2 separate regions of the Homo sapiens genome follow, and region 2 is linked to region 1. The links are chromatin contacts, found by Hi-C in ENCODE. All regions are on one chromosome and are shown on one strand. The core of a region is the stretch at or near the end of the contact, and the rest is flanking DNA. Distances in the headings are between cores, read along the strand shown. Region 1 holds the start of LINC01376 (long intergenic non-protein coding RNA 1376). Region 2 has its middle 94 kb from the start of LINC01376.

Region 1 (3,730 bases), core at 569-3,068:
GAAAGATGTCTTTTGATTTTAGCATGCAAAGACACAGTAGCAAGGACAACTTTAACAATATCATTTCTCTAGTTATGTATTTGAAAAATAAATCTTCTCTCTAAGGAAAAATATACATTCTATTCTTGGAAACTCTGCCTTCTTTTTTTGTATGAAATGCCAGGTGACATTCAAGTATGGTCCCACCCTACTCTTTTTTGTTTGTTTGTTTGTTTTGTTTTTGAGACTGAGTCTCACTCACTCTGTCGCCCAGGCTGGAGTGCAGTGGCACAATCTTGGCTCACTGCAAGCTCTGCCTCCTGGGTTCATGCCATTCTTCTGCCTCAGTCTCCTAAGTAGCTGGGACTACAGGTGCCTGCCACCATGCCCAGCTAATTTTTTCTATTTTTAGTAGAGACGGGGTTTCACTGTGTTAGCCAGGTTGGTCTTGATCTCCTGACCTCCTGATCCGCCTGCCTCGGCCTCCCAAAGTTCTGGAATTACAGGTGTGAGCCACCGCTCCCGGCCGGTCCCACCCTACTCTTAATTGGCCTTCCTGAGCTGCAGTTTCTTAAACTGTGAAATCTAGCTTCTCTACTGTGGATGATTTTGCTTACCAGATGTGTATATGTTCCTTTATATTTCCCTGCCTTTCAATTACGTCAGGTTATATGATATTTTAACCAATGAACTGTGAACAGAAGTGTCAAGATAGGTATCATTCAGAGCGTCCCCGTCTTTCTCTTCCCATAAAGAACATGTGTTTGAGACAGTATAGTTACAAGGTGAAGGAGGATTTTACATATGCAGGAAATACATCTTTACTTTGTTAAGCCCCTGAGATTGGGGAATTTGTCTGTTGCAGCGTCTAGGATTAATAATCATACTAACATACTGAGAGTGTGAAGTTCTTAGTAGGATTAAACAGGTTATTTCCATACAAGCATGAGCACAGTGTCTGAGAGAAACAGGCATCAGTCACTGTGAAGTAAGATTGTCATTAAGATGGATAAATAATTTTACAAAATTGAATAGTTATATTGAAAGAAAAAATGTCTGGAGAACAGAAAATCTTGGTTCTAGAGTTGTACAATTTTAGACTTGGACTTAGAAGCTATTTAATCTAGTATTTTCCAAACGATCTGGTTATAAACAACAGGTTCTTAAGCAGAAAATACAGATTTCTGGGCCCATCTCCACTTACAATGAATCACAATCTCTAGGGAAGAAGTGTTGATTTGAATTGTTTTGTTGGTTTCCAAATGGAAGGAAAGTGAGGCCGGGGAAGTTGATGACTTTTCTAGGGCCACAGAACTGATTATTGACATGTTGGAACTAGAACCCAGCTTCCACAGAGCTGCATGCTTTCCTTCTGGGATCACATAATAATGTCCTAATAGAGTGAGACCAGGACTGACCCTTTGTCCCTCTATCTCTGATAAATCATGTCAAGACCTGCAAATGATTTTACCCCTTAACAATGAAAAGAAGATGTAATTTTAAAATTACCTTGGATGTACAGTGAAAGCAGCATTCCCATAATCAATCATCCAAAATCACGGGGTTATTTGGAGCTATTTGAAGGAAAGTAAATTGAAAACATGTTGTTAAACAATGCACTAAAGAGTTATCAAATCATAAACATCTAGATTACTTTAACATGTTGATTATTCCACATTTAGGGTCTCCTTACAAAGCAACTCTGGCCATGAAGAGACCTGGAAAATTCAATGAATCCCTTTCTAAGTTGTTAACTGTACTGAGTTGAATCATTTGGCTATGTGGGAACATATGTTAAAGTAAAAAAAAAAAAAAAAGCTATATATTACATATATATTCTTTTTGGAGCTATTATTCACACTTTTCACTAAGCAGAAGACACAGAGGCCTGCTATTAGGACATGTCTCTGAGGATACAGAAATAGTTTGGGGAGTACAGTGGTATAATATTGAACACATTAAAACCTATCTGGAGCTTTGGAAATCAAATATGCAGACATTCCATAATGACTCTTGGGTTTTAGCATAATTCCTGAACCTGAAAATTCATAACTAAATAATGGCAGGACATTTATGACATAAAATGCCTTAAACCATTTGTTTATTATTATATGTGGATTTTGAGTTTTATGTTTAAGAAAATTGAAAGCCTACCCTTTCTTTTTTTTCCCACTTTGGAAGAGTGATATACCAATTACCTTTGAGAGACTTTGTTTTTCTTCCTGGAAGAGAGCTAAACCAGGACTGAAGTTTATGTCAAGGAATCCATTTGGTTATCAAATCTGTGATCATGCGCTCTTATTAAACTAAACCAAATTAAGTTAATATTTGTTGAAAAATAAATGATGTAATTCGTGAAGAACTCTGTTTTACTCCCAGGATGGTGGCCTGTTTCTTCAAAGTAGCCTGTGAGAAAACAAAGTCTGAAATAGTTCTTTAAACTGAAAAGAGGAAATTGTTTTGAGTGTGACAGGTGTCTAGAGGGATCACTACCCTTGAGTGATCTTTGATCTCGGGGTTATCGTTATAAGACTAAATTATATATGCAATTTTCCTGAGACCAAATTCAATGACTGAACTCTAAAATTAATCTGGATATTATTTCTTCTTGGAGTTCTAAAACAAGGCCAGGGAAGATTAGAAGCCACTCATCTGACTGAGACGCATCCTCTGACTTTTCTTGGAATGGATTCCTTATGTGGACAAAATGTGATTTGAATTGCATCTGGTTACTGTTTTTAGAAAATGTTGTTGAAATTCAAACTGAGCCTGTGTACCGTGAGCTGATTTATCAGTGCCTGCCCATGTGAGAACCAGAAAGGAACTAGGAGGTGTAACTGTGGGGAGGTCGCTCTGGGGTCTTTCATCCAGGTTACCTATTAAAGGGGCAGGTCTCCAGGCCAGAAGGAGCAAATGCAGTACACTCCTAGAGGGAAAAGCCTTCTCTTGAGGCTCTGAGAACTGCTAGAGAAGAAACAACAGCAGCATGGTGGAACGAAGACAGAATTTGAAATCAAACACAGCTAAATCTTAAGCCTAACTCCACCATGTATGAGATACATGACTTTTAAAATTAAGTTTTGTAACCTCTCTGAGCCTCAGTTTTCCTACTGGCAAAATAGGAGTAATATTGCCTGCTTTGTTGCGATGTGAGAATTAACAGGGGATTTTATGCATAGTATCTGACATCTGGTAGGTCCTCAAAAATTAAAAAAAAAAATAGTACATCTGCAATCACCTTATCAGCAAATAACATATATTGAATATTTATTATGGGTCAAGCACTATACTCCTTTACCTCCTGTTGATATCTACCTGGACACCTAGCATTAGTGGATACTCAAAAATAAGTCATAAACTGACAAAATGATGGATGAGTCTCCTTTTCCTATTGACTTTCTTTGGCTATGAAAGCACAAATAGGCAAGACCAGAGGGGAAACGTCCACGTGTTCTGTTGTGGATCCCTCAGTGCACGCAAAGCTGTGGGTTTCCAGAGGAACGGTCCCCTCATCACTTCAGTTTCCTGCTCTTGGGTGGATTGCAATGCCCCGCTACTGGGGTAGTAGCCTTCATTTTGTGTACTGTGGTCTTGCTTCTTCTGAATCCAGAGGGTAAAAACTCAAACACCATCTAAAAATGTCAAGTTCTATTTTGCTTCAAGAGCTCCTGAGGGCTGGGCAGAGGTTTTGCAGTTTCACCACAGGCATTTACAAGGGCCGCACACTTTGGCAGAACTAAGTCTCCAGATA
Region 2 (3,730 bases), core at 736-3,235, 95 kb after region 1:
CTGACTCCAGCTCCTGAAATGTGGCAGCCAGAAGCTGGTCCCCCTTCTATTGCAGAGTCTGAGCTGACACTGTGGACAGGAACATGGGTGGGGAGGTGTGGGTGGGCTATGCTTCCTTCAAACATGCAACTTCAAAGTCTTGGAGGATGTTGCTTGGCAGGGAAGAGAATCAGGGGCAACTGGAACGGTGATGGAATTTCCAATTATAAAAGGTCCCATTCAGAGCTGCATGCCCTGTTGCACAACAAGGGAACAAGGAGACATTTGATGGCATTAAAAGGCCTTGAGCTCAAAACAAAGAGACACAACATTCAAAGAGACACAACTTTCTCTGCTTTGTCTTCTGAGCCTTGAGCCCTGTCTGGTGTGATGTTAGGTTATAAAAATAAGCAACAGCTCATCCCACTCCGCCTTGACAGAAGGCTTGCTTCTGAACACAGACCTGAAGGCAGTGCACTCTGGGCTGGGTTTCCCCAAAAGCTGAAGCATACATTTAATTGGGATATTGGAGGAGCTGGATTAGATGCCCAGCTGTCCACTGTAGAAACACAAACTCTCTGAGACACATCTCCCTAATCTGATATCCAACCAATGACCAAATTCCTAATGACTCTTGCACCAGCCCCACCTTCATCCCCATTGCCATTGCCCACCTGGCAGCTACTGCTGTTCCGAAGAGGCCTGAGGGGCACAGTTACTAAGATTATGTTTGAAAATATTTCATAGGAGTCCAAAATCACAATGCCATCCTAAAACAAATGTTTATTAACCAGCTATTCCATCAGGCTGGTTGAGAAAGAGCGTGTTATACATACATCTCATGATTTATTCTTCAGAGCAAACTTATCTGGAAGAGGGAACAGAAACTCAAAGAAGTTGTCTAAGGTCCAGTACCAGTATTGTCAGAGCAGCGAATTGTCATCCACCAGATATCATTGTATTCTTCTGTTTCAGCTCCTCTCATACAGCGTTTGCCTATGAGTATAGTGTTTGTCTCACTTTATGAGTCCTCTTCACTCGGTGGTGATCATGTGGAGGACAGAATCGTGGAGGACAGAATCATGGCAGATAGTGCTTGAAACCCCTAGAGTAACCCCAAAAGATCTGGGCACAGAGCTTTTGAAAACTTGATTTTAAAAAGAATTTAATATTTGTACTAAATATATACATATTGATCAGTATCTGAATATGTTAATTTCTACATGCACCATTTGCCCAATATTTCATTTCTGATTTAGAAATTTTAGAAAGCACAATATGTGTGCATCTTTAGAAGTATAATTGTAGTCAGCACAATGTAAATTTTTGAAGAGTAAAAACATTTATACTTCAGGAACACAGTATCCCTGGGCAGAGACAAAAGGTACTTACATATATGCCAACTGACAAATGGAAAAATAAGGTCACCAAAGAAACTGTTACAATGGGAATCTTGTGTTTCTGATGTACATGTTCAGTTGGAGACATGAAATTTTCAAGAATCTCCGTCTACAGGAATGATGCCAGCTCTTCTCTCCTGCACATCCTCTCTGTGGATTAATCATCAGGCCCTGGTAACCACAATGTGACCACTATGTGAGGCGCCTTCTTCCCCAAAACAATGAAGTTCTGTCCGATTGTCTTTGGGAGGCATTTACAGCTCGAGGACATTGCTCTGTTTCATTGAAAGTACTCAGCGCTAGCGTCTTGGGACATGGCTGGAAGGGGTGTTGAGCCCGATTGGGTAATAACAGATGTTTCAGTGGGACACTGAGACATTCATACTGCAGGGCACCCAGCAGGGACACATTTTGAAAGGTGAGGAAAAGAAGAGGGAGCTTCACAGAGCATAGTGTGAGCATGCAGACCTATTACTCTGATACAGCCATGAGTGTCACAATCCCAAGTCCCCAGTGGGGTCTTCCCTATATAAAGGCTACATGAGGGAAAGAAGTCCAACTGCTAGATCTTCAACTCTGTTTCAATAACTGAGGAGATAAAATAGTTTCTGTTCATCTGGCTGCATAGGGTTCTGGAATGCAGTAGCTCTGCCCGAGGGGTCACTGCAGAGCACACAGAGGAACATTGTCATTCCCAGAAGAATGTGGCAGCCGCCCTGCACAGTAGGCTTGCCCCCCTCCACCCCCATATCTAAGAGCAGCAACCAAGAGTTCTTAAAATAATAAACAGCTGGCTGTGGGCTCGCTACACAAACTCCACAATTCCGGTACAATTCGACTTGACTGAACAGGTCTTAGACCACAGCACAGGAAACTCCAAGGTCCAAAGGCCTCCCACCCTTGCCCACCATGCCTGGGCACCCTTTAGAATGATTGTCCCAAAGCTTTGTGTCTGGGAGAGTCTCTTCTAGGAAGCAGCCAAGTGCAGAGGAATTCAAAGGCCTCTGTCTTGCTCTCTGTCTTCAGAGTATGGAACTACAAAGGTGGCCGGGGCTCTGAGTCTCTGCAGACCCTCAGAGCTGAAAGCAGAGACAACATCAGGGGAAGATGAGACAGAGCAGGAATCTAGATTCGGCTTATAGCAAAGACCCCTCTCCTGAACTTCTAGAGTGATACTGGGGCAAGCTGACAGTTACAGACTTATCTGCAGTCAGAAAAGCGAAAACAACAGAAGATGGGGAATCAAAGAAGCTGAAATTTGTTTCTGGCTCTGTCATCTGCAGATCATGTCACTCTGGATAGATTATTTAACTTTTCTGTGCCTCAGTTTTTCCATCTATAAAATGGGGATAATAGCAAACTTGTCCTGGGTGCCATGCCCATAGTAGATAACTAATAAATATGAATTATTTAATTAATTAGTGATTGAATGACTAGTACCTACCTCAAAGTTGCTTTGAGGATTAACTGAGGTTAATCTGTGACACTTGTTTCATAAATGGTAAGTCGTGCAGCATTCAGAAAGCACTGCAAAGAAACTGACCTCACTAAGAAGCCCTGAGAAGGGTTTCACAAAATGTGGGGTTTCACAAAATGAGAGCTGCTGAACATTCATTAAATGATATATTAACAGGTATTCAGCAGGGGAAAGTTTCCATGCAACAATATTCAAAACATTGTGAGATAAATTTAGATGGGTTTGGTCCTATATGACTTCTCAGGGTGTGTTGTAAATTTCCAAAAGAAATAAGATGCAGCTTTTTCTAAGCCCACTTGACTGTTGAATCCTTTTCACAAGGTTCTCAAGAAGTGGTGATACATTAGAAGACCCGGCTGGGGAAATGTACTTGTCTGTTCCCGCATTGCTCTAAAGAAATACCTGAGACTGGATAATTTATAAAGAAAAGAGGTTTAATTGGCACATGGTTCTGAAGGCTGTACAGAAAGCATGGCTGGGGAGGCCTTAGGAAACTTACAATCATGGTGGAAGGCGAAGGGAAAGCAGGCACATCTTACATGGCCAGGGCAAGAGTAAGAGAGAGAAGGGGAGAGGGGTCACACACTTTTAAACAACCAGATCTCATGAGAACTCTATTAGGAGAACAGCACCAAAGGAGGAAATTTGTCCCCATGATCCAGTCACCTCCCACCAGGCCTTACCTCCAACACTGGGGATTACAATTTGACATGATATTTGGGCGGGGACACAGAATCAAACCATATCAGGAAATGACTGTTCTAGCCAACCCTTGGGAAGAAGGAGGTCCCACAGAAGCCCCACTATGAAATAACCACCTTGTTTTGGGGTTGTGTATATATTTGCCTCCTTTTCTTTGCCAGACATTCTCCCA

The links. Hi-C counts contacts between places; a loop is a spot of excess contacts on that map.
Region 2: a loop to region 1 is called in a map of HepG2, with 2.3 times the contacts of the local background. The contact joins the enhancer-like site here to the promoter of LINC01376 in region 1. A Hi-C loop is called at or near these places in 1 of 168 maps with a recorded cell type or tissue (HepG2).

The regions. Positions count from the first base shown.
Region 1 is chr2:19,025,153-19,028,882 of GRCh38, forward strand. LINC01376 (long intergenic non-protein coding RNA 1376) reads right to left here and starts at 1,819. Exons shown (of 4, transcript NR_135287.1): 1 at 1,489-1,819. The region is part of intron 5 of LOC105373456 (a long non-coding RNA gene); the gene reads left to right.
Region 2 is chr2:19,119,491-19,123,220 of GRCh38, forward strand. No RefSeq gene overlaps it. Among named protein-coding and RNA genes, the nearest start is that of LINC01376, 94 kb to the left of the region's middle. Within about 2 kb of position 1,986, at least 5 of the 41 ENCODE cell types and tissues checked have a DNase peak (open chromatin) inside an H3K27ac peak, as active enhancers do.